Linked DNA regions of Homo sapiens: regions 1, 3, 4, 5, 6 and 7 are each linked to region 2. The links are chromatin loops, found by intact Hi-C in ENCODE. Cell type or tissue: heart right ventricle. All regions are shown on one strand. Region 1 has its middle 6.7 kb from the start of SH3D19-AS1. Region 2 overlaps FBXW7 (F-box and WD repeat domain containing 7). Region 3 holds the start of GATB (glutamyl-tRNA amidotransferase subunit B). Region 4 has its middle 15 kb from the start of LINC02273. Region 5 holds the start of LINC03074 (long intergenic non-protein coding RNA 3074). Region 6 has its middle 55 kb from the start of LINC02273. Region 7 overlaps GATB (glutamyl-tRNA amidotransferase subunit B).

Region 1 (4,000 bases), 1.3 Mb before region 2:
TGGTGAAATCCTGTCTTTACTAAAAATATAAAAATTAGCTGGGCATGGTGGTGGGCACCTGTAATCCCAGCTACTTGGGAGGCTGAGGCAGGAGAATTGCTTCAACCCAGGAGGCAGAGGTTGCGGTGAGCCAAAATCACACCATTGCACTCCAGCCTGGGTTGACGAGCGAAACTCCATCTCAAAAATAAAAATACAGATACAAAAAACTAGCAAAGCGTGGTGGCGGGCACCTCTAATCCTAGCTACTTCGGAGGCTGAGGCACGAGAATTGCTGGAACCTGGGGGCAGAGGTTGCAGTGAGCCAAGATCGCACCATTGGACTCCAGCCTGGGCAGCAAGGGCAAAACTACGTCTCAGAAAAAAAAAAAAAAAAAGAAGTCAAGGCAGAAAAATTATTGCAGGTGTCAGCTCCTAGAAGTGTATAACATCCATCCCGGCCCTATTATTATTTTTTTGATACATATATGTATATACACGTATATATGTGTATGTATATATATGTGTATATGTGCATGTATATGTAAGTATATATGTGTATATTACCACATATACATTTGTGTATACGTATATGTATATATGTATGTGTATATGTATATACATACACGCATACATACGTATGTGTATATGTATGTATATATTTAAAGTGTGTGTATGTGTATACACATATGTGTATATGTATATATGTGCATACATATGTATAAATGCATGCATGTATACATGTATACGTATATATACATATACACATACGTATGTATACATATGTATGTATACACTGCATATACATACATATGTATGTATACACTATGCATATACATACATATGTATATATACACATGTATGTATATACTATGCATACACATACATATGTATATATACACACGTGTACACACATATACATATGCGTATACATTCATACACACATACATGTATACACACATACATATACACATACACATATATACATATATGTATATATACACACACACACATTTTTTTTTTGAGATGGTGTCACTCTCTGTTGCCCAGACTGCAGTGCAGTGGCATAATCTCAGCTCACTGCAACCTCCATTTCCCAGGTTTGCGCAATTCTCCTGCCTCACCCAGTAGCTGGGATTACAGGCCCACGCCACCATAGCCTGGCTAATTTTTGTATTTTTAGTAGAGACAGGGTTTCACCATGTTGGCCAGGCTGGTTTTGAACTCCTGACCTCAGGTTATCCACCCGCCTTGGCCTCCCAAAGTGCTGAGATTACAGGCGTGAGTCATAGTGCTCAGCCAGAGGCCAATATTTTGGTATTGTTAGTTAATTTTTGTGAAACATAGACAACCAAATATTTCATTTAATTATTGCCTAATTTACAGTACTTGAAGATAAATAATCCATGGTATACATATAATTAGAATTCCTTTAAAAAAATCAGAATATGTCTCAGACTCTGAAATATAAATCTATCAGCTTAACAGTGCTTTGGTTAATCTATTATACTCCAAAATACTAATAACAGTGTTTTGTGTTATATTTTAATGAAAATCTAGATTTATGATTGCTCTACTGTTGCCAAGGGCACAGCCCTACAAGATACAGCTGTACAAGATCTGATGTTCTAAATTTTTGAATATTTTCTATTAAAGAGAAAAAGGAATCCACATTAGTGGATCCATTCATGTTTCAGTTTCTAGGTAACATCAATATAAATTGTCCACATAAAACCAAGAAGCTGACAGGACTTTTCTTCCTGAAGGATAAAACTTCAAGGCTTTAATACATACTGTGTAATTCTTTCTAATCGTTAAGTATTAGAGGCTACAACCACTACAGGCCAATGAAACGGATCAATTCTTCTTGTTTAACTGCTAAAAAAAATGTTATCACTTTGCCATAATAAACGGAAAAAGAACTGGATTGGAAATCCGCAGAGATAGGTTTTACTTTAGGCTCTGCAAGTAACTGTGACTTTAGGCAAATCATTTAACCTCTGCAAGTTGAACTCTGGTCTCCAAGGGCTCTCTTCTGTGGTATAACAGGATGAGCTCGCAATTAAGAGAGCGGCCCCTAGATGGTAGTGTTGTTCTGAGTCAGGCTTTCTATTTTTTTTCCTTCTTTAATTACAGTGAAGTAAAAAGGCACAAGTTAGAAAATGACTTCACGTTAGTTCTGAAAAAAATTCAGTTGGCTGGACAAGGTGGCTCACGCCTGCAAACCCAGCACTTTGAGAGGCCGAGGCGAGAAGACTGCTTGAGCTCAGGAGTTCAACACCAGCCTGGGTAACATGGTGAAACCCCGTCTTTACAAAAAATAAAAAATTAGGCTGGATGCCGGGGCTCACGCCTGTAATCCCAGCACTTTCAGAGGCCGAGGCGGATGGATCACTTGAGGTCAGGAGTTCAAGACCTGTCTGGCCAACATGATGAAACCTGGTCCCTACTAAAAATACAAAAAAATTAGCGGGGCACAGTGGTGCGTGCCCGTAATCCTAGCTACTCAGGAGGCTGAGGCAGGGGAATCACTTGAACCTGAGAGGCAGAGGCTGCAGTGAGCCCAGATTGTGCCATTGCACTCCAGCCTGGGCAACAGAGCAAGACTCCACCTCAAAAAATAAAATGAAAAAAATAATAAATTAGCCAAATATGGTGGCACATGCCTGTAGTCCCAGTTACTCGGGAGGCTGAGGTGGGAGGAACACTTGAGGCCAAGAGTCTAAGGCTGCAGTGAGCCAAGATCATGCCATTGCACTCCAACCTGGGCAACAAAGTGAGACCCTGTCTCTAAAATACAATACAATAAAATAAAATAATAAATTCACTGTGAAGAATTCATTCAATGGCATTCAAAATGACATTGAATCATGAATCATATGGCTCATGTGCATTTGACATTAATTAAAAGAAATAAACCATTAATGATTATACCAAAGTGAATATATCGCCTTATAATTATTAGTCCATACAGTCATCATTATTTTCTCTAGGTATATTTAGGTAAGCTTAAGAAACTGAGTAAAAACTAAGAAATGAATGTTAGGAGTATTGATCTACAATCTTATAGAAAAATTTTTTTTTCAAATGCAAGTTCTACTAATAAATTCTGATAAACGCACTTTCTTTCATTTTGAATATTACAGACTGAATTCAAGACCTGTGATTTATATGAGCACAATGACAGATATATTCCATTACCCTTCTAGCCATGTAAACAAGGGCATCTTTTAAAGAAAAACGCTTTTAGTGTTCAAAGGATAAGAATAATATATTAAATGGCTTCTCTAGGTTTTTTTTCAACTGAGTCGCCTTGCTTGGAAAGGCTTCTCTAGGTTTTTTTTTGTTTTTGAGACGGAGTCTCACTCTGTCGCTTAGGCTGGAGTGCAGTGGCGCGATCTCGGTTCACTGCAAGCTCCGCCTCCTGGCTTCACACCATTCTCCTGCCTCAGCCTCCCGAGTAGCTGGGACTACAGGTGCCCGCCACCACGCCCGGCTAATTTTTTGTATTTTTAGTAGAGACAGGGTTTCACCGTGTCAGCCAGGATGGTCTCGATCTCCTGACCTCGTGATCCGCCTGCCTCGGCCTCCCAAAGTGCTGGGATTACAGTCGTGAGCCACCGCGCCCAGCCCTCTAGGTTTAATTTATCAAAGAAAAAGGATTAAGAGATTCTAGTTTGAGGAGGTTTAGATGAACAAGATCAGATTTTAACCTAAAATTCCTGAAAGGAAACAGAATGTGTTCCTATTTCTCTCCCATAAAATTCACTGAGTATAAAAATTATGTTTCTCCTTAAACATGCTCAGTCTTGCCTTGAATTCAATCAATATACAGAATAAGAAAGTACCTATGAGGCCGGGCTCGGTGGCTCACGCCTGTAATCCCAGCACTTTGGGAGGCCGAGGTGGGTGGATCACGAGGTCAAAAGATCGAGACCATCCTGGCTAACACGATGAAGTCCCGTCTCTACTAAAAATACAAAAAATTAGCCGGGCGTGGTGGTGGGCGCTTGTAGTCCCA
Region 2 (4,000 bases):
ATTTGTGCAAGTGTTAATTAATCTTTATACTATAATCCATATTCCTAACAGATAGTAGATAATGATTGTGAACTATCCATTCACAGTGCTCAATCAACTATTCTCTCTTTCCATTCTATTTTCTTCTTCCAACAGCCAGTCAGCTCCACTTATCTCTCCTTCCAACTTTTAACTTCCAAGCTTTTATGGAGTTTTATAGCAGGAATTTTGACGGAGACAAGAAAGGATTTGAAAGGAGAAAGTTAGAAATGGGTGATTTCTTTTTGACTTTGGAAAGATTAGCATTGCTAAATATTAAAGTGGGCTGCTGGGAAGGCAATCTATGCACAAGAAATAGTCCCATTCCTATTAGTAGACCTTTCTCTTATACCACAATTTAAAATGTAGTTAAAAATGCAAAATCACTGGCAGCAATGCTACACAAAAACAGATTTCTCCAAAGATATGTAAATGGTCAATAGGCACATGAAAAGATGCTCAACATCACTAATTAGGGAAATGCAAATCAAAGCCACAATGCGCTACCACTTCACATCCATTAGGATGGTTTTAAAACAAAACAAAACAGTAAACAACAAGCATGGGCTAGGATGTGGGGAAATCAGAACCCTTGTGCATCCTTGGCGGCAATGTGAAATGAATGAATGTAGCTGCTGTAGAAAATAGTATGGCAGTTCCTCAACAATTTAAACATAAAATCAGCACATGATCCAGCATTTCCACTTCTGAGTATATACCTTAAATAATTAAAAGCAGAGACTTGAACAGATACCTGTATACACATGCTTATAGCAGCCTTATTAACAATAGCCAAAAGGTAGAAGCAACTCAAGTCTCAATGAATGAATGAATAAACAAAATGTGACATATACAAACAAGGGAACATTATTCAGCTCTGAAAAAGAAGGAAATTCTGACATATGCTACAACATGCATGAACCTTGAAGATACTATACTAAGTAAAATAAGTCAGTCAAAAAAGGATAGTGTATGATCCACTTATATAAGGTACTTGGAATACTTAAATTTGCATAGATAGAAAACAGAATCATGGTTGTCTGAGACAGGGAGAGGGGGAAATGAGAGTTAGTGTTTAGTTGGCACAGAGTTTCAGTAGGAGAAAATGAAAATATTCTGAAGATGGATAGTGGTAATGGTTGTATAACAATGTAAATATATTTAGTGCCACTGAATTGTATACTTAAACATGGTTAAAATATTAAATTTCATGTTATGGATATTTAACCATAAATTTTAAATGTTTTTAAACAAAAAAGTAAATGATTGAAAATGGAATAATCATCACCAAAAAAACCTCGAGAGATCTAAGGTTAGGAGAGAGAAGAGATAATATGAGAGTGTTGGAAACCTATAAACTGGTAGTAGAAAAAAAGTGAGAATGATATCCAAGATACCATGTCTACAGCCCTATGAGACAACTTACTATCCTGCAGAATGAATACTAGGTTCATGCTAGTCTTAGCATCTCCTCAGATGTTCACTTTATTTTCCAACATAAGACTAATTGTTTTGTTTGTGAAACATATGTCATATTTTGTCCTTCTCTCATTAGACAATCCCTTTTGCTAAAGTAGGTCCCATGGAATATCCTTATCTCAGTTACTAACACTACCTGTTAATATTACAACAGTTTTCTGCAGTCTGAGATTATTTTCAAAAAAATTCTGTCTCAGTGATACCTTTGAAATCAATTGGATAATTAACCCCCCTGAATTTCTTTTCCTGAACTACATAGAAGATACAATTTTAACAATGTGATACTCCAATGCAGAAAAATTAGAAGAGGGTAATATATTCTACGAGTTTAACATGTTCATTTGGCATTTAGAAAAATGAATCAAAGACCTAGTTAGCCATCAGTGGTTATTCCACTGGTTAATAAAGATAATGTATTCAATATTATAAATTTTCACTTTTACATTTAAAAGCCCTCAAAGAACTCTAAAGTCACATGTATTTACATGCAGACATTTTAAAGATAAGAAAATCCCTGATCTCAATGAGTCTGATCCTAACGGGGGGAAAAAAGATTTAGAATTGAAAAGAACTTGGATTGGGAAAATTAAAACTAAAATCAACAGTTTCTAGTTTCTAAGAGACCAAAAGTTACTATGAAGTAAAGCTAGGCTTTTCATTTTCATGAAATAATTTACAATGACAACAGAAACAAAACATAAGTGAACACAATTAAGGCTGTTTGTACCTCAAATGTGGAGTTTTTTAGTGGATACCAAGTTTTGGTAAGCACAAGGGGGTAACATTCTAATTCAATTATTATTTTTTTAAATCAGTAAATAGCTGCCCTCAACTGGATAATACAGGGCATTGCAACTGTGGCAAACCAAACGCTGTAACAGAATCCTGTGTTTGTCATAATATATTTTTGGAAAAAGAAGACATTATCAATGATTGGGCAAAGTGAGTACTAATTTCCAAATATATATACTACAAGTTTCATTTTTTTGGGAGGATTCAAGTAACAGTATTTCTAATGCGATATTCCCAATCAACACGAAACACTAAAAAAACAAACCTTCAAATATAGACAAAAACCCTAATAAATGAGGGAAATCATAGACAAGGTATATAAGAACCCCAACTGTTAATACTTCAAAATGTAGCTAATTCCATGTGTTCAAGAAAAGATAAAGTCTGAGTCTCAATTCTACTCTTAAAAACATTAAAGATACTCTTTAATTACTACCCAAATTGAGACTCTTAAAAACAGACAAGCTCTTTTAAAGATGATACCACAAATAATAAGGCAGTGCAATATGATAGGTAGGAACATGGACTCCAGAACCAAACTAACTTAGTCCAAATCCTGGCTTTACCAGGTATGACCTTAATTTAATTCGTGTCTCAAGTTCACCTAGGCAGTACTCATAGGACTGTTGTGAGGATTAAAAATTAGTTGATATAAGTATACAGAGTAACGCCTCACATCTAGTAAGTGTTCGATAGTGTTAATTAAACTGTCATTATGATTACTACTACTATTAATGGAATCAAAAATCACATAGAGCTTTGTAGATTACATTTCCAATTTTAAAATCACCAGGAAATAAAGCAGATTCTAAAATCCATCTATAATAACTTTGGAAAAGAATATTTTAAAACATATTATTTGTAAGTTTCAGAAAGACTTCTATAATTCTGTCAAAATTTTTGCCAAAATATGAAGCTGTAGTATCTTAGCCATAGTGTCTTGGCATTTTAAGATTCCAGATACCACTGATCATCCAAGATGGGCTAAACATTAGGGAACTTGTAGTAAAGAAAAGGTCTTTATATAAGGTAACTTATTTTGCCCACTTATCACTCCCTGATTTTCTTTCTTCTAAAAATTTGCATCCGTAAAAACAATTATATATAAATGTGACATGTAATAAAATATCACCAATACGGTATCTGTAAAATGCATTACAAGTCCAAGCACTCCAATTCTCTTGTAACAACAATAAAAATACCATCACAGCAATTTACTCTGGATTTCCATCTTTTCTTTCATTCAGTATTATACAAAAGGCTAGAAATTTAACTGCTCCTGACCAAAGCCACAGCATATGAGCAGCACAAAGATTTTCCATTTTTCATAAATTATTCCTGAATCAGCTAAAACAAATCACTCAGAAGATGTAAATCTCCCTGCAAATTCAAATTGACTTTATACCAAGAGTTTTCAAAGTCTTACCTCAAAAACTTTCACAGGAATAATATCAACGTATGTTATTTGAATTCAGTATTATTCACTGCTTCTGTGAATTCAGGCAACAAGTGACTTACTCTGTTGTAGAAACAGAAAGTCCCACATGCTAAAAAGTATACCATTACTGAAGTGCAATAAATCAGAATCAAAATCCTTCTGATCAGATAATATGGTATTATCAAGCATACTCACTTATTTCACAGATACAGAGTAAAGCAGATTATTTTATCTACCAAATCAGTTTTTAGTCTTCCTAACATCATAGATATC
Region 3 (4,000 bases), 620 kb before region 2:
AAAGAGATAATGGTTAAGATGTATTATATTTGTCACCATGAATGAATTTCTATAAGTCTAAACCACAAATGTTAATTTCCTATATGTGTTTTAAACTTAATACAATGTTATATCCTCACATTAAAAATGTGTCATATTTTATCAGTGACTAAATAAAAAACAATTTAGAATAAGCGCCTACACTGAGATTGGCAAACTAAAATTCATTTACAACATGGCATCAGGAGGCTGATGATATAAACATGAAGGCTATAGAGAAAGGAACAATTTGGCGTCTTAAAACAATTTAGAAATGGGTATCAGGTGACAACTGCTTGGCTGACTTCAGTGAAAAGCGGCATTTAACAAATTAACTGTAACTTATCAAGTAATCACTCAGTAAATGATGAAAGCTGATCTTTCCCACATTATCTAGAATTAACATAAATGGCAACATTCTACTACTAGAGAAATAATGATAAATAGTTCCACGTCTCTTATTTAAAAAGGAAATTCTCAACCATGTTTTGGTTTGCATGTATAATAACCAGAGAGACACAGATACAATAAATCACCACTAAATGATACTCTTAAAAAAATTTTGCAAAACTCCACCACACTAAACCATCTGATGCGGCATATTTTTGGTCCCCCAAATCACTTTCAATTCCTGAGACCTAATTTCAGGTTACTTTTTTAATGCTTATTTGCTATCAAATCTAAGAAGCTGTTAAATGCTATAATAATCTCTCTTATCTGGTCAGTCCTACTCTGTTGGGTCTGTACATAGGCCTCTCCAGGTCCTTATAAATGTGCTTATTCCCTATGAAATCCATGTATGTTCCTATCCTGCTCTTCTCCCAAGTAATTTTGTGTATATACATATATATATATATACATATTTTACATCGTTTTGTTTTGTTTCAATCATTTCAACATATAAAGTTCTATATCTGAAGTACTGCAAGAATAAGTCCTTCTTTTTAAAGTTTGGAAACACAGCCCATAAGGGAGGGGAATTAAAGTAGGAACTCATTAGAAATTCTGCATGCAGTAAAGCACCATTCAAAGTATTTTTGCATTTCCATTACATGAGAGAAAAAATGTACTTTCCATTCACAAGGAAACAATCTAATTCACGAAAAGAATACAAAACTGAATACTTCTTTCTGGACAATTTCCCTCTGTTCCTCCAACTGAAAGTAAAAATAATGCCAACTAGTCTCAAAGAATAAACAAAATATTAGAAACTTGCCATATGTTTCTGTATTTAAAGAGAAACTATTTAATTCTTACATAATGAAGCATAAACAGCTGTTCAGGGGATATCTGGCCAAATAAGCAAAACTCTCCATATAACCAGGGGGAGTATCTCTTCTTTTGGCTGCGTCCTCCTAGGTCTAGTCACACATATTCCAACATAAAACGCCTGCACAGATAGCTAGTGTTTTCTGACTAATGACAATAACCCACCACTACCAAGAGCTTGTAGGTAAAGGCTCCCTTTCTACCTTTAGAACGCTGCCAGCCCATACTAGCGCTAAATAAAATCAGCTAAATATGATCCCGCTTCTCGTGTCACCGTCCCCACTGCTAGTGCTATTAGTAAGATGACCGAATCCACTCTTCTGTCTGTGCACCCTTCAAGAAAATATTTGCTATTTTACACTCGCGAATTCCCCAACTACATCTATTTGAAAACAGTGGTTTATATATGGGGGCGGAGTTGATAGAAAGTCTGTTTGTGCTTTTATTTAGGTTTCGGGGCTCCAGGTTATAACTCAACGCCCTCCCGTCAGCCAAAACGTCTAGAAGCTGGGCCGTAATTGCCATTATTTCCCCAGTCCTGCAGTTCCACCTCACAGTTAGGTGGGCAGAAATGTATGAAACAGAATACCCTTTCCTCGTCTTCTGGGCCGTGTGGAGGGGCTGCTGAGCCACTGAGCTCTCTCCCCTAATCTGGTTGGATGTGGACCCAGTCGGAGCCCCTCTTCGGTGGCAAGAACCACCGTCAACCCGGGCGAAAGCCCAACGTCTTCCACGGCAGCCCCAGCGCAGCATGGGCGCCGCCATTGTAACTCCAGGGTCTTGGTCAGGTGACTCAGCCTCACTATGCCGCGAGGCTCCCTGGGAAGCGTAGTTCTGGAAATGCATTAAAAACGCCATAGGCTCGGACCGGAAGACTACTATTCCCGGCGAGCATTGTGATTCGAAGCCTGCCGGAACCCCGCGGAGAGGGGAGGGAAGGAGAAATAGAGGAGAGGGTGGGAGGGTTTCTGGGTGGGGAGGTGTGACTCCTCCTAGCGGGGAGTTGGAGAGGTTTGTGGCTGTGAGCGTGTGTATAAGTTAGAGTGTGAGCGCTTGATGCTTGGTGCTAAAGCGTGGCCGGGATTTTATAACCCAGTTAACCTTGCAAGGGGAAGTAAATGACCTTGACAGCTCAGCAGAGACTTCCTCAGCCCCCAAACCCAATCCGTTATATTCTCTGTCTACTCTCCTGCTTCACTCAGCAATTTGTGCGTTAATGCAACAAATACTTATTTGCATGCCTACCGTAATGCCAGGCTCAGTTCTCTTAGGCACTGTAGTTACTGCAGAGATCAAGACAGTTATGGCCCGCATGTTCATGGAGCTTACATTCTAAAGAAGGGAGACATACAGAAGTTAACAAAAATAAGATACTTCCATATAGGTAGTAAGTGCTATGTTTAAGCAGAGGTAATTGGAGACAAACAGCCCTAGATTGAATGTTCATGTACATTTTAACCTCCTTTTTATTATTGGCCAGTATCAGAAACACACTCCTTATATGCTAGGAGCAGATACCATCGTCCCAGCGGACTTCCTTCATTTTCCTGTGTCAAAACTAATACCCCTTGTTAAAACTGCCACCGATTTCTTGTGTTTGAACACAGTCTAGAATAGTCATTTAGCCACTCTCTATTTCATCACCCGACTTTGATTGTCCTCGTAGTGCTTTTGACTGCCTGATGTTTATCTTCTATTTCCACAAATTCCTCGTCTGTCTTATTCACTACAGTACAAAGTAGGTTCCTTAAAAATATTTGTTGAATAAAGTAGTGCAGTGTGGAGAATGCATTTGACAAAGGATGGAGTGGATGCCCTTTGGAGCAGTAATTGTTTAGGGGAGAGATGATGAGTTAGGGTGGTGGCAGAGCCAAAGAGAAATGGATCTGTTTGAGATAGATATAGGAAGTAAAATTGAAGGACTCTGATGGATTGGATATGATGGTGGAAGGCTAGGAGAAACAAATAACTCCTGGATTTCTGGTTTGCACAACTGGCTGATGAAGTTATCCACCGAGATAAGGAAACCAGAAAAGGAACAGGTTTGCAAAGAAAACATATGAGTTTGGTTGCCTTGGAGACATTCAAGAGGAGAAATCAAGTAGACATCAGTGATGCCTAATTCTGAGTATAGAGCAGGGCAAGGGGAAAAGCTGCATATTTTGTATACTTCACATTGATAGATTTTCAGTTATTGATCAATAATCCATTGATTAGTTGGCTGTAACCTTTGATCTTTTCCTTTAATACACTTCAATTGCATATCCATATGGAAGAAAGAAACTTTAGTTACTGTCCTTAAAATTGTCATCATTTATTTTTTCCATCTTTTCTACTTTTTCATCCACTATCACTGTTCTAAATTGCCACACCAGAAGTATCAGTCATTTGACCAAGGATGAAAATGACAAAAATGACAGGGACTGGAAGGGAGTGGTGGAGACTTGTTCCAAAATTTCTCTCTAATTATTGCCCTTTATTTAAGGTTCAGATGATTCTCTAGATCCTTTACTAGAGTCTTCCCTCTGAGTTTCCATGTTTTCCACCTTTACTCTAGGTAAGCTAGCTTTCTTTTACTTATTTAGCTCCTCAGGTTTTTCTGGCCCAGACTAGGGGTCAGGAGAGTTGCCTCTGAGCACAAAATGGCTTCACTTTTGTTAGGACAACAGAGGAGAATGGAATCTTGTATCTCTAGCTAAAAAGAGAGGGGGAC
Region 4 (4,000 bases), 270 kb before region 2:
TTCCCATCCTATGCCCCACTGTAGGCAAATCGGGAAGAACTGCAAATGATGTGTGAAGAACTGTACCCTGCGTGCCAGGCAGATATTCATTCATGAACAGATATTTACATGACAGAAAGTGTCCTAGGCCTGGTGGATGTGAAGAAAACAGACAGAGTCCCTGCTCTCAGGAAGCTGTGCCAGCAGGAGAGACAGAGAGGTGACACTTTTTTTTTTGCCTTGGCATCTTTTCACTTGGGGCTCCCTTTGCCTGGAAAGCTCTTCTGAGTACCCGACTTGGCTGCTCTGTCACTCCACTCAGGCCTCTGCTCACCTCCCCCTTCTCTGACCACCCCATCTAAAATACTGCCCACTCGATCTCTACTCCTTCATTGTACTTTATTTTTCTCTTGTCACCACCTGACATATGTGTGTGTGTGTGTGAGTGTGTGTGTGTGTGTGTGTGTGTGTATTTATGTATAGACATTTATTTATTCTCTGTCTCTCTCACTGGAGGATTGACATTCTGGGTCGCTTGCAGGAGGGTAACTTTCATACAGTGTGTGTGTCTTGGGTCCAGTTGAACCTATTGCTCATGCCTTATAGCACATCCCTTCGCTGTTCTACATTGTCAAGGTTCTTGGCAGCAAGCAACAGAAACCCAGTCTGACTAACTTGGATGAAAGGAAAATTCACTGCAAGGCATAAAGGCTGGAAGGCCAGGCCAGGCCCAGGAAATACACAGAAAGCAAAGGAGGCCAGGGAGCTGGAACCAGAGCCCAGTTCACTACGGGAGAAAGTAATTAGAATACTGGAGTGAGATGTCACCATGCTGGACACTTGATGCTGCACCTCTAGACTTTCAATAACTGCCAATAATTTATAAACCACATCTGACTCTTTCTGCCTCTCCTGCAAGATTCAGGGTCCCATGTGGTTGACTGATCCTGAGTCACATTCTCACCTCCTGCTTCCCCCACCCCAGCTTTGGCTTCCACAGCAGGAGGTGGTACATTGGGACCCTCTCAGATAATACACAGTGGAGAACGCCTCCTGATTGAAAGAGGGATTGGATGCTGAAAGGCCAAAACTCTCCATAAATAGCTACAGGATCTGTCAGTAGGAAGTGGCCTCATTCCCAAAAGAGTGATGGAGACTCGGTAACCTTTCTTGGTAACAGGTAACTCATCCACAGGCCCCAAACCTGGACTCTGAAAGTTCCTCTTTCTGGCTGGAGCTGGTCAAAGCCATGCACAGGCAGAACTCGCCAGCATCTTGGAGGCTCAGCTGTCAGGTGATGGAGAACAGCTGGGGTGGTGGGTCGTCAGGGTCACCTGTGAGAAGCTAGGGAGAGGAGAGAGTTTCCATGGGAGGCAGTTGAGTCCCTGTTCTCCCTAAACCAGGATAATCAACTGCCTTCCTAGGGCATTGTCACATCACTTATGGGATTTGTTTTCTCTTTGGCAGGCTTTCCTGAGGAAAGAGCAATTAACCTCAAGTCTGTCTTCAAAAGGTTAGAGTCTTTTTTCTCCTGAGAAACAGAAAAGAGACGTTGGAAGCTGACATGCCTCTTTGTTTATTCTTCGTGCAACTCCTACCAAGATCCTGGAAAAGCAGTGATTCCTTCACAGTCACCCCTTTAGGGTGGTCCCTAAAACCAGATGCAGAACATTTTAGAAAACTCCAAGTCAGTGCTCATTCCTTGGGGCAACCTGCTCTGGGCCTTGTTGAAGGAGAGGTCTGGTTTGTGACATTAACAAGTACATGCTGACAACAAATACAACCACTTCCTCACCTGCTACCATGAGGAAACCAACATACCAGGGTTGCTGGCTTGGAGGGAAACTTACAAACACCCACGAGAGATGGTGGCTTTTGGCCCCTCACAGCCTCCGTAGTCTCCTGGATTTCCCTGGCAGAAGGCCCTCAAACTATGCACAAATGAGGGGCATTGTGCATCCGTCCTATTTTTAAAAACTCTCCAGGAAATACACTTGCTGCCTACACTTCCTCACCACCCACTCGCTCTTCGGGGCTTCTAATCCGGCTTCCGCCCCACCTCGTTCCTGATGGAGCCCCAGGAAGGACTCCAAGGACCTCCTCCTCAGCCACAAATCCTGCAGCCTTGCCCCAGTCCCTCATCCTCAGCCGGTTCAGCATTCCACAGGAAATCTCCCCTCTCTGGGTTTCCGTGGCAGGAAACTCCCGTTGTTTTCTCTTTTTAATGTGTGTGCCTACCCAGGGATCTGAGCTTAGCACCCCTCCCTCTGTGCTGCCTCCTTCATTATCTCACCTACCCTGGGCCTCACCTGACACCTCCATGCAGATGGTCCTCACTTCCAGCCTCTCTTGTCAGCACCAACTCTGAGCTCCAACCCCTGTCGGGCATCAGGTCTCGGGTGCCTCTTCTGAATGTCTAAATATCCCAAACGGAATGGGTCATTTTCTGCTCCAGTTCTGTCCTCCCTTTATAACCTCCTCTCCCAAGAGCCCGCCACCCTCCAGTGTTCACTCTCCAAATCTTAGCGTCATCTCTGGCTTACCCAATGGCCTTACCCCCAAGATCCAACCAATTGCAAGTTCTCTCTTTACCACATCTCTCCGATATCACCATCTTTGTATTCCCATCAAGTGCTTATATTCTACTCTTTTTCAGACCATTGCAGTAACCTCCTAACGGATCCATCTCTACTCTGTCCTCCTCCCACACCCCTTTCCCCACAATCTATATTCTGTGCTTCTTTGAGGACACTCTTCAAGTTCCATCAGGAAGGCACTATTTTGTCTCCCTGCCCTAAAACCTGCAATGGTTCCCACTGCTGATAATAAGTCCTAAGCCTGGCTTTACACCCATCATAATTCAAGGCTCTCCCAGTCCACTTTCCATCACCTTCCCTCTAGGTACACATTTCTGCAGTTTACCTCAAATTCCCACTCATCTTGAAACACTCTGTCTTCCCATCTCCAGGCTTTTACTCAAGCTGGACCTTTCTCAGGTAATGCCTTTCTTTTTATTTACGTCTACCAAAATCTTACCTTTCCCTTTAGGGTCATCTCAAATGCCACTTCTTCCAGGATGCCTCCCAGAGTTTCCCCAGCCAGGAGTGCTTTCCATTCCGTGCTCCCTGGCTTCACTCAGTTTATCCCTGCACACTCATCACACTGAATCTCATGTTGCAGTATTTGAGTATGTGCCTCATTGCCCTGCCTCTGGGTCAGGGATGTTGTCCTACTAAAGGAGTCATTTGCTCACGGTTGATACTTGCTGAATTAAGTCATCAGGTTAGATAACCATACACTTGTTTACCTTTCACTGTTTGAAAAAATACACATCCAAAATATATAATCACAGGGACTAAATCAAAGTAAAGAATATGGAAATATGTTCTGTTCACATCCATGGGTGAAGATCAGAATGTAGATCAAAACCCAGTTCTTGAGTGACTTGGACCGTTGCTGGATAGATTTTAACTAATCTTATGGAAAATATTCAAGGGACTTAATGAGCCTAGCTAGGAAAGGAGGAGGGCAAGCGAGAGGGAGCCAGAGCGGCTGCTGTCAAGAAACACTTTCTTCCTGTAACCGTATCCCCCGGGACCGGGCCAGTACCTTTGCTTAATCTCCCTCTCTGTGGTCACTCAGGATATGATTACTGGCATCAGATGCAAGCACATGTTTCTGTTCCATTAATCTGAGTGAGGCTGAGAAAATGAAAAGGGAGTCACAAGGGCATTGCTGTGTTGGTCTGTTACCACCTCAAAGAGGAGCAAGAGAGAAGGGGGAGGAAGGATCTGGCACATGGGCCAGGAGGGGGGCCGTAAGGGAGCAAAGGGAGATGAGAAAACCATACAAAGAAGAAGTTCCTGTAGCATGGAGGCTGATTCCTTTCAGCTGTTACAAGATGGGGCATGGAGGAGGGATGTACACACACACATAGACACACACAGACGCACACAGGGGCCCCCACAAAGCAACCTATAGACTCAGAGCATCTCCACCATAGGGCTTTTGCAATCAGCCT
Region 5 (4,000 bases), 430 kb before region 2:
GATGGCTGGCAGAATATCATTTGGGAAAAAAACATTTTCTTTTTCATGCTTTTATTTTTTTTTTTAGATGGAGTGTCACTCTATCACCCAGGCTGAGTGCATGTGGTGGCGCTATCTCGGCTCATCGCAACCTCCGCCTCCTGGGTTCAAGTGATCCTCCTGCCTCAGCCTGTCATGTAGTTGGGATTACAGGTGCCCACCACCACACCCAGCTAGGTTTTTTTGCATTTTTAGTAGAGATGGGGTTTCACCATGTTGGCCAGGCTGGTCTCAAATTCCTGATCTCAGGTGACCCACCCACCTCAGTCACCCAAAGTGCTGGGATTACAGGTGTGAGCCACCGTGCCCAACCTTCATGTTTTTTTCTACCCCAGTTTGCAGCTAGGTAAAGGCAATGTCAAATACCAAGTTGTGCCTTGGTTATACCTACATAAAAAAAAAGAAAATAGTTTTATAATCTGAGTGGTGGTTTTAAAATAGGTCCATAAATTCTTTGATACTCCTTCCTTCAAAAGGTGGAGGCTAATTACCCTCCCTTTGAGTGTGGTCTCTGCTTAGTGACTCACTTCTTATGGATAGAATGTGGTGGAAATGATGATGTGTTACCCCGTACGCTAGGTCATAAAAGGAACTGCAGCTTTGTTCTTGCTGTCTCCCTTGGATCACTTGCTTGGGGGGAACCAGCTGCCATGTTGTGAGATGCTCAAGCAGCTGTATGGAGGAGCCCATGTGGAAAAAAACTGAGCACCCCTCACAACCGATATTCCCTTACCAGGAGTGTGGCAAGCCTCCCTGGAAGCAGACTCTTCAGCACCAGTCAAGCTTTCAGATGCTGCAGCCGTGGGCAATGACTTTGCTGCAATCTTATGAGAGACTAAGCCAGAACCACCCAGCTAAGTGGCTCCCACATTCATGACTCACGAAAACTGTGTGAGATAATCAATGTTTATTGTTTTAAGCTGCTAAGCTTTGGGGTAATTTGTTATATAGCAATAGATAATATACTCTGCACTCAAATTATTTCCTGTGAGAACTAGAGGTGAAAGGTAAGGTATCTCTGTCATGTCAGAGTGGCTAAGGCTTTTAAAGCAATGACCAAGGACAGGAATTCTTAGTTTGAGAAGCTTGGCCCAGGGGCAGATAATAGAACTTGTTTGATTTCTGTTTACACTCCCTTCTCAAAGAAGGTGCAACAACCTACAACAAAAATATGTTCATGGAAGCCATGGTAAATAGGAAAGAGGAATATGGTAAATAGGAAAGAGGAATATGGTAAATAGCAAAGAGAAATAGGAAAGAGAAAACCACAACCAGATAAAAGAAATGGTAATTGTTAAGCATAACGGTCAACATAATTGCAACAGTTGAACTTTAATCATGACTCCGAGCCATGGTAAAAGGGAAAACTTAGCAAGTTCTATAGCTCTTATTACTGGAAAGGAAGCAAAGCTTTTCCCAGCTTTAGATGTTTAAAAAAATTATCTTGTGGACTTTAATATAGATGCTGATCTAGGTAAAAGACAAGGCTCTCAATCATACTTTTGGAGATATTGGGTTAACAAAATTCATTTAGCTGTTACTTGTGTTCTTTAGTAAAGGAGGTGGGAGAATGACAGTGCTAAGCACTGTGATAGATTATAGAAAATAGAAGGAATTCCTCTGACCTAAGTGTTACCAGGCCTTTTGAAAGTGGCAAGTAAATGTATGTTAAAATATTTTTGATCTGAGCTTTTCTCTCTCTTTTTCTGTTGGTATATATATAGCACAAAAGCACTTCTTGGGCAGCAATTTAAAATAGCCCAGTTTATCTCTCTGCTTGTATTCCAGGTCTTGGTTTTGAGCTATAAATTCTTGCTGCTATCTTGGACTTTTCCTGAGAATCTGAATCCTTCAGCACATCCTATCACATTCCACCAATTCTTGACCTTCTGTTATCCTCACCAGCCCCCCGGGCTTTGTTCAAAGTCCTGCAGGGAGGCTGCAGAGACAATGGAATGCACAGGCTGTGGTAGCTCAGCTGCGGGGACTGTCCAGGCGCCTAACTGGTTGTGTGAGGCTTTCAGAGAACGCTGCTCCTGTGCTGGGCTTCAGAGAGAGGGCTTGCTGCAGCACAGTGGGGTGGCCTCCTGCTGGTGGCCCAGGCCACAGGGATATGGAAACATGTGTCTAGTCTAGAGCTGCGGGCTTGGGTGACCTTGAGGCAAGGGAGGCACCTGGGGGCTAAAATATAAGGAGGCACTCATTCTCCTCTCGGTCCTGTTGAGCTGTTTCTTATTATGGCTGAAAATATGAACTGAACCATGTGAAGATGCCTAGCACATGGCCGGGAATGTAGTACGTTTCAATTAATGTTGGTTTCCTTCTTCCCTTTGACTTTCCTTCTTCTACTCTATCTTTTCTTCTCCTCATCTTGCTTCCTTCCTCCTTTCCTTCCCTTTTCCCTCCATTCTGCAAGCATCTGAGAGGCAGGGCTGGTGTGTGTTGGGTTGTTTCCTTTGGGTCTCGGCCCTGCTGTCTCCCCTGCTGGATACTCCCTGTGTCTTCTCTGTGTAATTAACTACAGCCCATCTTCCCCATCTCCAGAGGCTCACGCCTTTGCTGACCCCCACTTACTTGGCCAACTCCCCCTACTTTCTGCTTCCATCACATGGCGTCTGTCTTTTTAAATTCTTACCACATTGATTATTTTATATTACTTGATTGATTACTTGATTAAAATACATTTTACATGTATTTGTACGATTACTTCCCTGAGACTGTAACACGTTTCTGGTCACCTTTACAGTCCCAGTACTCAGGAAAGTGCCTGAGACATTGCAGGCATGGAATAATTATTGGTTCCATGAATTAATGAACGGATGAATGAAAAAGCCAAGTTCCATGATTTGTATCAGGTGTAAGCCAGTGAATAACAGTTTCTGTGTGATGAGGATGAATGTTTCTACCTAGTAGGGCACATGTAGCACTGAGGAAACCATGGGCATCTCAGGCTGCTGGATGCCAGATGCCTCGGACCCAGAGACGCCACCTCCACACAGTAACACAGGAGAGACGGCAGGGCCAGATTGAGTGACCTCATAAATAAAGCAATGCCTTCCAGGTCTTTCTAAAATACTAGGTACCTGCATTAATTTTCTAGGGCTGCCGTAATGGAATACCACAGATTGGGTGAAGCCACCATGTTGGCTTAAGCAGCAACAGAACTTTATTTTCTCCAGTCCTGGAGGCAGAAAGTCCAAGATCAAAGTGTCAGCAGGGTGGTTTCTCCTGAGGCCTCTCCTTGGCTTGCAGATGGCATCTTCTCCCTGTGCCTTCACGGGGTCTCCCTCTGTATCTGTCTGTGTCCAAATTCCCTCTTCTTGTAAGGACACCACATAACCTATATTGGTTTAGGGTCCACAGGAGCAACCTCATTTTAACTTATACCTCTTTAAAGACCCTGTCTCTCAATACAGCCGAGGTAACAGGGCTCAGGACTTCAATAACAGATTTGTGGGGCGGCAGGGGTGAGACTCAGCCAGTAGCATTACTGCTACAGCCAAACTGCCACTTCCTGGCTGAGTGGCTTCAGACAAGGTATTCACCTCTCTGTGCCTCCATCTCCTCACCTGGAGATAATAAAGCTACCACCTCACTGAGAGGTGTGAGAGTTAAAAGCCCTAATCCCCATGAAGCACTTGGGACAGTGGCATGTGGCAATGCTCAAGAAGTGTCAGCTATTATGATGATTACTTAGCCCTAAGGGAGTTTTTTTGGGCATTGGAGTGTAAGAATTGGTCTCTGCCCTCAAGATGCTTAAAGTCGTCTTACATAGAATATAAATCTAATAAATAAAAACAACAAGAGACATTTTCCGTGACGGATGCTTTTTGGGCCACCACTTTGGAAGGGAAAGCCAAGAGGTGGAAGGAATGATGATGGCAACCAAACTTAAGTCTCAGCTGTGCGTCTCCACCTCCCAGCACAACCGGGTGCTAGCAGCATCAGGCTCTGTGGTCTC
Region 6 (4,000 bases), 340 kb before region 2:
TCCCTTTAAAGCAATGGAAGGAATCTGCTTTCCAAGATCCCTTCAGAAGGAAAGATTTGCATTGTTTAAAGGAGAATAAAAATCAGATGTCTAAGAAAAAGGAAAAAGACAAAGTCTCCTTTCAAGAAGTAACAACTCTGCCAGCTTACTCAGGTCATGAAATAATGCTGTTGGCAATGACTTTGGGGTGTTCTGTCACAGTCTCAGTACACTTTCTCCCCCCTGGGCAGTATTTTATAGTTACTGCTTCTACGCCCCATTGGCTCAGACATAATTTATTATTTGTTTACATGTTTCACTTACTCTGCTAAGGTGGAAGTCCGGTGATGCATTATTACTGACAGCATCAGTGTGTGTGTGTGTGTGTCTGTGTGTGTCTATTTGTGTGTCATTGAAAGACTCAAGGAGATCTGACGGGTTCTGAACCTGCAAGTTTTCAGAGCACAAGTGGCCCCCCCAGGTCTACAAGAGCCTCCCTGGGCTCTTGGCTCAGATCAAATGTGTCCTATGTCCCTGTAGTTAGTTCCTTCTACTTCTCTGAGGACCAAGACAATTCCAGGAAGACACAGGCTCCCCGGGACTGTGACTTTCTATTCTCTCCTTTGACTTGTCTTCCTGTGTAGTGATCAAAGTCCTCCCATTTCTGGGGGGAACGTCACAGTTTACACAGCACTTTCTTCACGACAATAGCATGAAGAAAATAATACCTGCCCTTTATCTCCACATGAGACACAGACAGGTCAAGGACGTGTGCAAGTTCAAAGAGCAAGAGTGGAATCCAGCCCGAACCAGCACCCCATGATGGAAGGGGAATGACCGTGGCTGGCCCAGTCACTTACAGCTCTTTGACCAGGGGCAGCTCACGAAAAGCTCAGGTTCTTCACCTGCTAAAAGATGGCAGTGATAGTGCTTACTGCACAGGGCTGTTTTAGAAATAAAATAGATTTCTAAAAGTGCTCAGCAAAATGACTAGCATGTAATAAACGTGCAATAAATGCTACCAACATTAATGGTCTTTTCAAAGCATTGTGTTTACAAAAGCTTTAGGGCTTATAATAAGAACGGTAGTAGGTGACTCTTTTGTAATATAATAATAATAATGATAATAATAAAATAATAGGTGGCTTACAGGCACCATTTGAATTCCCCTATGTGCATTAACCCTTTCATGTGTCATTAAGTCCTTTATGCATTTTTGTCACAACAAACCTATGTGGTAGGTAGCATTAGTACTCCTATATTAGGGATGAAGGACACAGAGGGTAGTTAGGTTTAAGTAACCTGGCCTTTTACAAAGAATTAGCCCGCATCTGAAGTGTTTCTCTGCTCTTTACTGTCCTCATTCAGGGAGCATGGGACCGTGACCCCCCCATGCATCAGCACCTGCTGAGAACTCAACAACCTCCGTAGCTTCCGCTCCCTGGCTTCCCCCTCTAGCAGTAAAGTTCATGATTTTATGTATCAGGTGCTCTTAGGGAGAGGAAACCACGGCCCAGAGGGATTAGCGACTTGCCCAAATCCACGTGGGGAGCTGGATTTAGAGCCGGCCTGAGGATCAAGTCTGTGTTCTCACTCTCCCTTCCGTGTCCCCGGGATGCTGTAAGAATGCACAGGGCCTTGGGACCTCGGTCCTCCCTGCTGCCTGCAGCCCCAGGGCTTTAGCAGGCTTGGACTCCCGCGCGGAGCCGCTGCAGCCGTCGGGGCCAGAGGGACAGGAACGTTCAATAGGGGGCGCCTGAGAGCCCAGGTGGGCGCTGAGCTCCTGGCTTCCCTCCCTCCGGGCCCAGCCGACAGGGAGGGGTTAGGAATTTAATCCTCCGCATTCCAGCCAGGGTTCCTGTGACATAATGAGGCCCAAGGAGGGATCTCGAGTGACTTGTCAGCAGAACCCCCAAAGGGATTTTCTATAGATAGCCAGGGCGTGTCTCGGGCTCGGTTCTCTGCGGCAGGAAAGTTCTTTAATGCCTGGGCTGGGCAACGCCGTGCGCAGCAGGTGGGTCGGGTGAGGCCCGCCAGGCGCTGGGCCCAGAGGACTCCGCGACGCTAGGAAATGTGTGGCAGCCGGGGAGGGGACGCAAGGAGCCCGGGCCAGGAGAGGGAATTCCAACTATGGCGTTTTGGAGAAAACTATTTAGTTATTTGCCCTCGCTGACCCCACCCCACGTTGGGACTGCGGCTGCAAGGAGAGGTCCCAAATACTGAGCCTGACACAGCCTTTGATGCTGGCTCTGGAAAGATTCTGTGGCATGAACCTGGCTCTCTTTGGAGAGACAGACGTGTTTGGAATGTTGGTGTCTGGAGTGCTGTGATTGGAGGCTTGAGGTTTCAGAGTTCCTTAATTTGCATGGCCATGCACCAAGGTTATTATTTTCCACAACAGAGGATTGAAATTTGAAACTCTGTTTACCTTCCAGATTCCAAACAAGCAACATTCCTATCAATAATGTCACGTAAATAACGGCATGATAGCCGAGAATCCTGTCATTAGTAATGTATATATATATATATATATATTTTTCATTCTGTTTGCTGGTGGAAAGGGATTCTCAGAAGCTATGCATATATTTTACATAAAATAATAGCTAAGCCGCCAAGGGCTTTAACGATATAATTTCATCATGGGATTCTGGGCTCTTTGGTTTATGCTGCCATCAGAACCCCAAGACAGAATTAATTCATGTAACTGGGACAAGCCCAAATGCTGTTTTCCCGTTCCCCTTATAAGTGAACTCAACTATTTTAATTGGCCAAACATTTGGTGGGTAGGGTATAGGGTGGAGAAAAGCCTGTCTACTATATTTATTAGCGTCTGAATAAATTCATTAGAGGCAGCATATTGTTGTTGTTAAAAACATGAAGTTTGCTTCAAATAGCCTGGGTCTGAATCCTCACTTGGTCTTAAAGCTATGAAAACTTGGGCAAGTTATTATCCTGGAGCCTCCATTTCCTCATCTGTAAAATGTGGCTGCTGATCCCTAGCTCTCAGCATGGTTGAGCCATGATTAAATGGCTCATGATTGAATGCCACTGGAACTGATGGAATGTATGAGTTTAATACCCGTCAAGGGTCCTTCGCACAGTACCTGGAGCCTACAATAACTGTCAATAGATGGCTGCTTTATGATTAGCTCAATGGCAAAAGTAAAACATCCTTGAAACTGTTCCCTGACACCATGAAGGCCCAAGAATCTTAGCCACTTCCCTCCAGAAGCTCCTCTTTTTAGCTCCTAAATTCCCCAGATGCTCCACATTTGTAAATTGTATTATTCCCATCCAGAGAGCAGGGTGGCAGCCCCCACCCTGTCTGGAATCTCAGAAACACCTCTGAGATTCTGACCTACTGCAGCTGCCTGTTACAAATAATTCGGGAAACATGCAACAGAACATATTGCAGCTCCACAGAAAGGTCTGAAGAGTGGACCTTGTGTGTCTGTCACGGATCTGCTTTCTCCTGCAGAAGAACCAAGGCAGGGCTCTGCCTGGAAGAGCACCCCCTGGGCTCCTCAGTGAGAAGCTCATGTGCCCCCCAACATCTGTTACAGTGCTACCTTGTCATGGTGGATAGGAGGGCTTCTCTCTAGATGTACACACAATTCTTGCCTGTGAGTAGACCTTAGCTTTGTAATACTGGATAAGATTATGGCTTCAAGTCTTGCCTCCACTCTGTACTAGCTGTGTGACCTTGGGTGAGGAACTTTAGCATTTTTGAAACTGTTTATTCTTAAATCTGCAAGACGAAAAGAATGGTAAGTCTCTCACTGGATGGCTGGGTAGAATAAATGGATTGTCACAGGTAAAATGACCAGTACAGCTTCTGGCACAGAGCAGAGGGAGATAAGGCTGAATGCCCTTTCAGAAAGACGAATTATTGCAGCCCATAGCCAGGTAAGCAAGACATTCACCCTCACAAGCAGCCCAATTACTGATACCACTCCCTTTCCCGAGGCTTTCTCCAAGTACGCTAAACTAAGTGACCTGAGAAAAGCCCTTTTAGGGGTCC
Region 7 (4,000 bases), 690 kb before region 2:
TGAGCATTTGTGCAGACGCTGGAGGAGGCTCATCACCTGCGTATCAACGCAGGCACTGCTGCTTTATTATTCCTGTGGATTTGGTCATTCTTATAAAGTGAGAAAAACAAAACTCAAATACAACAGCTATGTAAAAAAAAAAATGGCCCTGAAAATAACACCAAATGCTAGTGCTGGGGATGGCAATGAAGCAAAGAGGCCCAGGACAGTGATGGCTCTCAGCCAGAAAGCAGGCGTCAGGGCAAGGCTAAGGACTGGAATGTTCAGTGGGGCGGTGGCTTGGGTGGGTTCACGGGAATCGGTGCCCCTTCTGCTTTTCACAGAAACAAGAAGCCGCTGCAATAATCTTTCAGCGAGTGCTCCTGTGAACAGAAAAATTACTCATTGAGAGAGGCCTCGTCAGTGGAGAAAACAAACAGAAGTTAACTGGTGGTGTGAGGCTGGCACAGGAAACACGACCCCCCCCTCAAGAGTGTCAGGAGAAAGCTAGAACAATGCAGAACCTCCACTGCTGCTGGCAAGAATACAGGGATCTGCAGAGGCTCTGAAATGGACCCACAAACATCACGGGTGTGTTCTCCCAAGGAACACAGAACTAGGGGTCCAGGGTCCTGTTTTGGTGCCCACAATTTTTATTCCTGGGTCATTTCCCCAGCAAGGCTTGGGAGCCCCTAAAATCTGAGCAAAACTTTGGCCCCAACCATTTCACTTGTGCTATGTTCCCAGGAAAGCTGGAAAGTAGACAGATCTTGAGTTCAACTCAGGCACCAGTTCCATTTAGGGGATATTCAAACTAATGTGAAAATGACTTTACATCCTCTGAGATGCAGTAACTCCAGGGGAGATGCTGAAGGAAACCAGTTTGGGAATAACAACTTCCCCCGAATAATCAAAATCCAAATAATTCAGGTACTACAAGCTGACAGCAGACCGGCACTGCTAAAAGACTATCTGCACGAATGGGACACAGGCAGTGTGTTGTCAAGAAATCAATTCCAATTGTAGTCACGTTCCAACGCACCTAACACCACCACTGTCCAATCGTCCCCACATGGAAGGAACCTGAGTTGCTCAATAGGAGCTTTCTGGCTGCAGCTTAAAAACAGCAACAGAGGCAGTGAGGATTTGCTCCTTTCCTCCAAGATCTGCCTGAAACCTGAAATAATATATATTTATCCTGAAAAGGAAATTATTCCACAGGAAATTGGGCTTTGGGATAGGTTGGGGACAGAATCCCTGTGGGTCCCCAAGGCTGGCACTCAGGACTTTACTCCTCCCTGCACTGTCTCCCTACTGGGCAGGATCCTGAGGTGTCACACGGCTCTGAGCCCAGAGCATCTTCCCCTCTGAAAGCTCCTCATCCCTTGCATCCAAAAGAAATGAACTGCTGGTTTTACAGAAGTAGAGTTAGATGATACATCTTTTTATTCAACTTTACCAGAACAAAACATTGGTTATTTTTCTAGTGTATAGAGTCACTGTAAAAGCACCCTTAGGCTAGCAAGCACTGGATGCAATTTTTATAAAATGAAGAATAAAATCAATTTTGAAAATTGCACGGAGCTGAAATATGGTGCCTGATGATGTTGACCAAATAGATTTTCCTTCAACAGTAGTTAGAAGGTGAGTACTTTGCACCTCAGTAAGTCTGGCCAGTCTAAAACCAGTCAATATGTTTGTAGATACTATTAGCTTTAAAGTAGTATTACATATGGGATATATAGATATTTATCATGGGAAATTATTTTATAGGCAATTCATCCAGAAAGCAAACCTGGTCATTTCTGGCTTACTAGCCACTTAAAGGAAAATTCTTGAAAAACAATCCACTTAACAACCAGCTGTAGTCATGATATCTTTTCTGTTTCTTTGTCCCTTGGAGACACCTTAACCTTTTCCATGATGTCAGAAACAAAGGATTATGATTTTAAAAGTGGAAGAACCAGCTGGAGAGAATGAAGTTGTGTAAGTAAGATGACAGATCCTGAGGCTGACTATAAAGACAAAGACAAGCATATGGCAGCCCAGGGTGCTGATTCGAGGGCTCGCAAGTACATCTTCCTACAGTCTCACTGGGGCCATGTGGGATGTTTCTACAGCCCTGCCTTTCGTGGCTCTCAATGAACTGTTTTAGCGCGTTGCTTGGTGTCAACACTCTTCTCCCTGGCGACATATTCTTGGGAGTCTGCTTGGCTATATTTAGGCTTTAGATTCAATGAAGATTTGGCTGTGTCTGTCATCTTTGGGGTAAGTGAGTCATCGCCCCCTCTTTCAGCTGGGGAGGGAAACAGCTCTGGTTACCCTGCAGAGCCCTCCCAGCTCCAAAGTGTCAGAGGTCAGATGTGGAATCAAGGGTGTCTGTCCCCAAGTCAGTGTTTTAACTCAATTCCCTGTAGGGCTGCTCTGGAGAGACATGGAAAAGCTGAAGCACTGACATTTGGAACTAGCATCCGGCACTGCAGTCAGGGTGGCAGGCCCTCAAGAAACACTCAACTCGGGATGCTCTGGCTTCCTCCGCTGAACTCTCCCACCGACGAGCTTCAGATCTTCCCGTCTACTGACTGCATGCACAGCCAGGGCCCTGCAAGCTCATCTCTGCTTCCTACCAAGTTCCTATTAAAGGCCAGTCTTGAAGGACAGGAGGCACCAGGCAAAATCAAACCACAAATGCCACAAACTCTGCCCTACGTGGAGACACTCCTCAGATTCTTTTTTCTTTTTTTAAAGTTTAGAGACAGGGTCTCTCTCTGTTGCCCAGGCTGGACTGCAGTGGCACGACCACAGCTCGCTACAGCCTTGAATTTCTGGGCTCGAGCAATTCTCCCACCTCAGCCTCCCGAGTAGCTGGGACTACAGGTGTGTGCCACCATGCCCGGCTAATTTAAATTTTTTTTTTTTTTTTTTTTTTGTAGAGATAGGGGTCTCACTACACTACGTTGTTGCCCAAACTGGTCTCGAAATCCTGGCCAAAAGTGATCCTCTCACCTTGGCCTCCCAGAGTGCTGGGATTACAGGTGTGAGTCACCGTGCCTGGAACTTCCCAACGATTCAGACAGGACTCAAGTGCTTCCAGCAGAAGGTTTAAGAAACAAAATAAATAAAGCTGCAGAGGACGGCTTATATTACTTTTCTTCTAACTTTATTTTTTCACTTGGAAAATAGACATGATTTCTGCTTTTCATTGGCGTTGACTGATTTTCACTAAATTTAGTGGATGGCACTTTATGTTTATTTATAGGGCAGTCTGGCATCTTAAAAATCAATAGGAGTGGTAAAAACTTTTAAATGAATCTATGTTCTGTGATTGTGCTGTACAAAACGCTAGTGGCATGAATGTTAACAAAAGTACAAACTCTGTTTTCTCCACTAATGAAACACAAGTGACTCCAAACATCAATTAACTAAAAACACTATTTCTGTTTGACATTATAGCACATTATATATGCAAGCGGGCAGCAGAGCTTAGGAATGAAGAGCGTAGGCCTTGAAGTCAGCATGATCTGAATGTGGCTCCAATACGGGCTTGGGGAAGTTATTGAACCAAAGAGGTTACATTTCCCTACCTGTAAATGGGGAGAGCAGCAGTCCCTGCCTCAGAGGGTTGCTGTAAGGATAGATTAAAAAGTCGTACAATGTGAATTGCAGAGCATGCTAGAAGCAGGCAGCCTTTTCTAGGCTGCTTAGGCAAATGGCTACAATGCTTTTGTGTTCTCTGAGTGAAGTAAAGCACAGAGTTTAGGAAGAGATGCCCCACAGAAATCAGCCAGGGAGGATTTTGCTAAGAAAAATGCACATGCATATAATTCTGATCATTGTATTATAATAACTACTACTGATATACTGACTCAGAGAAAAACTTGTTATGCTATTAGAATCTCTCGTTTTTTCAGAATCCTAATGCCTGGATTTCAGCTTCAACATTTCTATTCTTTAATCTTTACAAATGAGGTCATGTAGAGAAAAGGAAATGCTTATATACTGTTGCTGGGAATGTAAATTA

What was found. A loop is a pair of places that touch in the nucleus more often than their neighbours do. Peaks named below come from ENCODE experiments on the same cell type or tissue, not always from the same donor. Only the 100,000 strongest peaks of a DNase experiment are listed, where the experiment ranks them.
Region 1: a loop joins it to region 2, with 4 times the contacts of the local background. A loop is called at or near these places in 19 of 110 quality-filtered maps.
Region 3: it touches region 2 in a loop (2.4-fold over the local background); 21 of 110 quality-filtered maps call a loop at or near these places.
Region 4: it touches region 2 in a loop (2.4-fold over the local background); 7 of 110 quality-filtered maps call a loop at or near these places.
Region 5: a loop joins it to region 2, with 2.4 times the contacts of the local background. A loop is called at or near these places in 2 of 110 quality-filtered maps.
Region 6: a loop joins it to region 2, with 2.7 times the contacts of the local background. A loop is called at or near these places in 18 of 110 quality-filtered maps.
Region 7: a loop joins it to region 2, with 3 times the contacts of the local background. A loop is called at or near these places in 5 of 110 quality-filtered maps.

What each region holds. Positions count from the first base shown.
Region 1 is chr4:151,115,498-151,119,497 of GRCh38, forward strand. No RefSeq gene overlaps it. Among named protein-coding and RNA genes, the nearest start is that of SH3D19-AS1, 6.7 kb to the right of the region's middle. In heart right ventricle, a CTCF peak has its summit at 2,060 (motif pointing right); a DNase peak (open chromatin) is centred at 2,064; H3K27ac peaks cover 1,739 bases.
Region 2 is chr4:152,383,451-152,387,450 of GRCh38, forward strand. The region is part of intron 4 of FBXW7 (F-box and WD repeat domain containing 7); the gene reads right to left. Among named protein-coding and RNA genes, the nearest start is that of FBXW7-AS1, 48 kb to the left of the region's middle. In heart right ventricle, CTCF peaks have their summits at 2,336 (motif pointing left) and 2,536; no DNase peak of the experiment used is centred here.
Region 3 is chr4:151,758,931-151,762,930 of GRCh38, forward strand. It overlaps GATB (glutamyl-tRNA amidotransferase subunit B), which reads right to left and starts at 2,077. Exons shown (of 13, transcript NM_004564.3): 1 at 1,877-2,077. The coding sequence starts at 2,052. RefSeq lists an enhancer at 1,793-2,072. In heart right ventricle, a CTCF peak has its summit at 2,306; a DNase peak (open chromatin) is centred at 2,161; H3K4me3 peaks cover 1,449 bases; H3K27ac peaks cover 1,473 bases.
Region 4 is chr4:152,114,079-152,118,078 of GRCh38, forward strand. No RefSeq gene overlaps it. Among named protein-coding and RNA genes, the nearest start is that of LINC02273, 15 kb to the left of the region's middle. In heart right ventricle, no CTCF peak of the experiment used is centred here; a DNase peak (open chromatin) is centred at 1,884; H3K27ac peaks cover 1,725 bases.
Region 5 is chr4:151,955,327-151,959,326 of GRCh38, forward strand. It overlaps LINC03074 (long intergenic non-protein coding RNA 3074), which reads left to right and starts at 651. Exons shown (of 2, transcript NR_183803.1): 1 at 651-930. In heart right ventricle, a CTCF peak has its summit at 2,131; a DNase peak (open chromatin) is centred at 2,045; H3K27ac peaks cover 1,593 bases.
Region 6 is chr4:152,044,201-152,048,200 of GRCh38, forward strand. No RefSeq gene overlaps it. Among named protein-coding and RNA genes, the nearest start is that of LINC02273, 55 kb to the right of the region's middle. RefSeq lists enhancers at 1,431-1,480, 1,601-1,680. In heart right ventricle, a CTCF peak has its summit at 1,708 (motif pointing right); no DNase peak of the experiment used is centred here; H3K4me3 peaks cover 813 bases; H3K27ac peaks cover 2,781 bases.
Region 7 is chr4:151,693,045-151,697,044 of GRCh38, forward strand. The region is part of intron 9 of GATB (glutamyl-tRNA amidotransferase subunit B); the gene reads right to left. Among named protein-coding and RNA genes, the nearest start is that of GATB, 66 kb to the right of the region's middle. In heart right ventricle, no CTCF peak of the experiment used is centred here; no DNase peak of the experiment used is centred here; H3K27ac peaks cover 1,137 bases.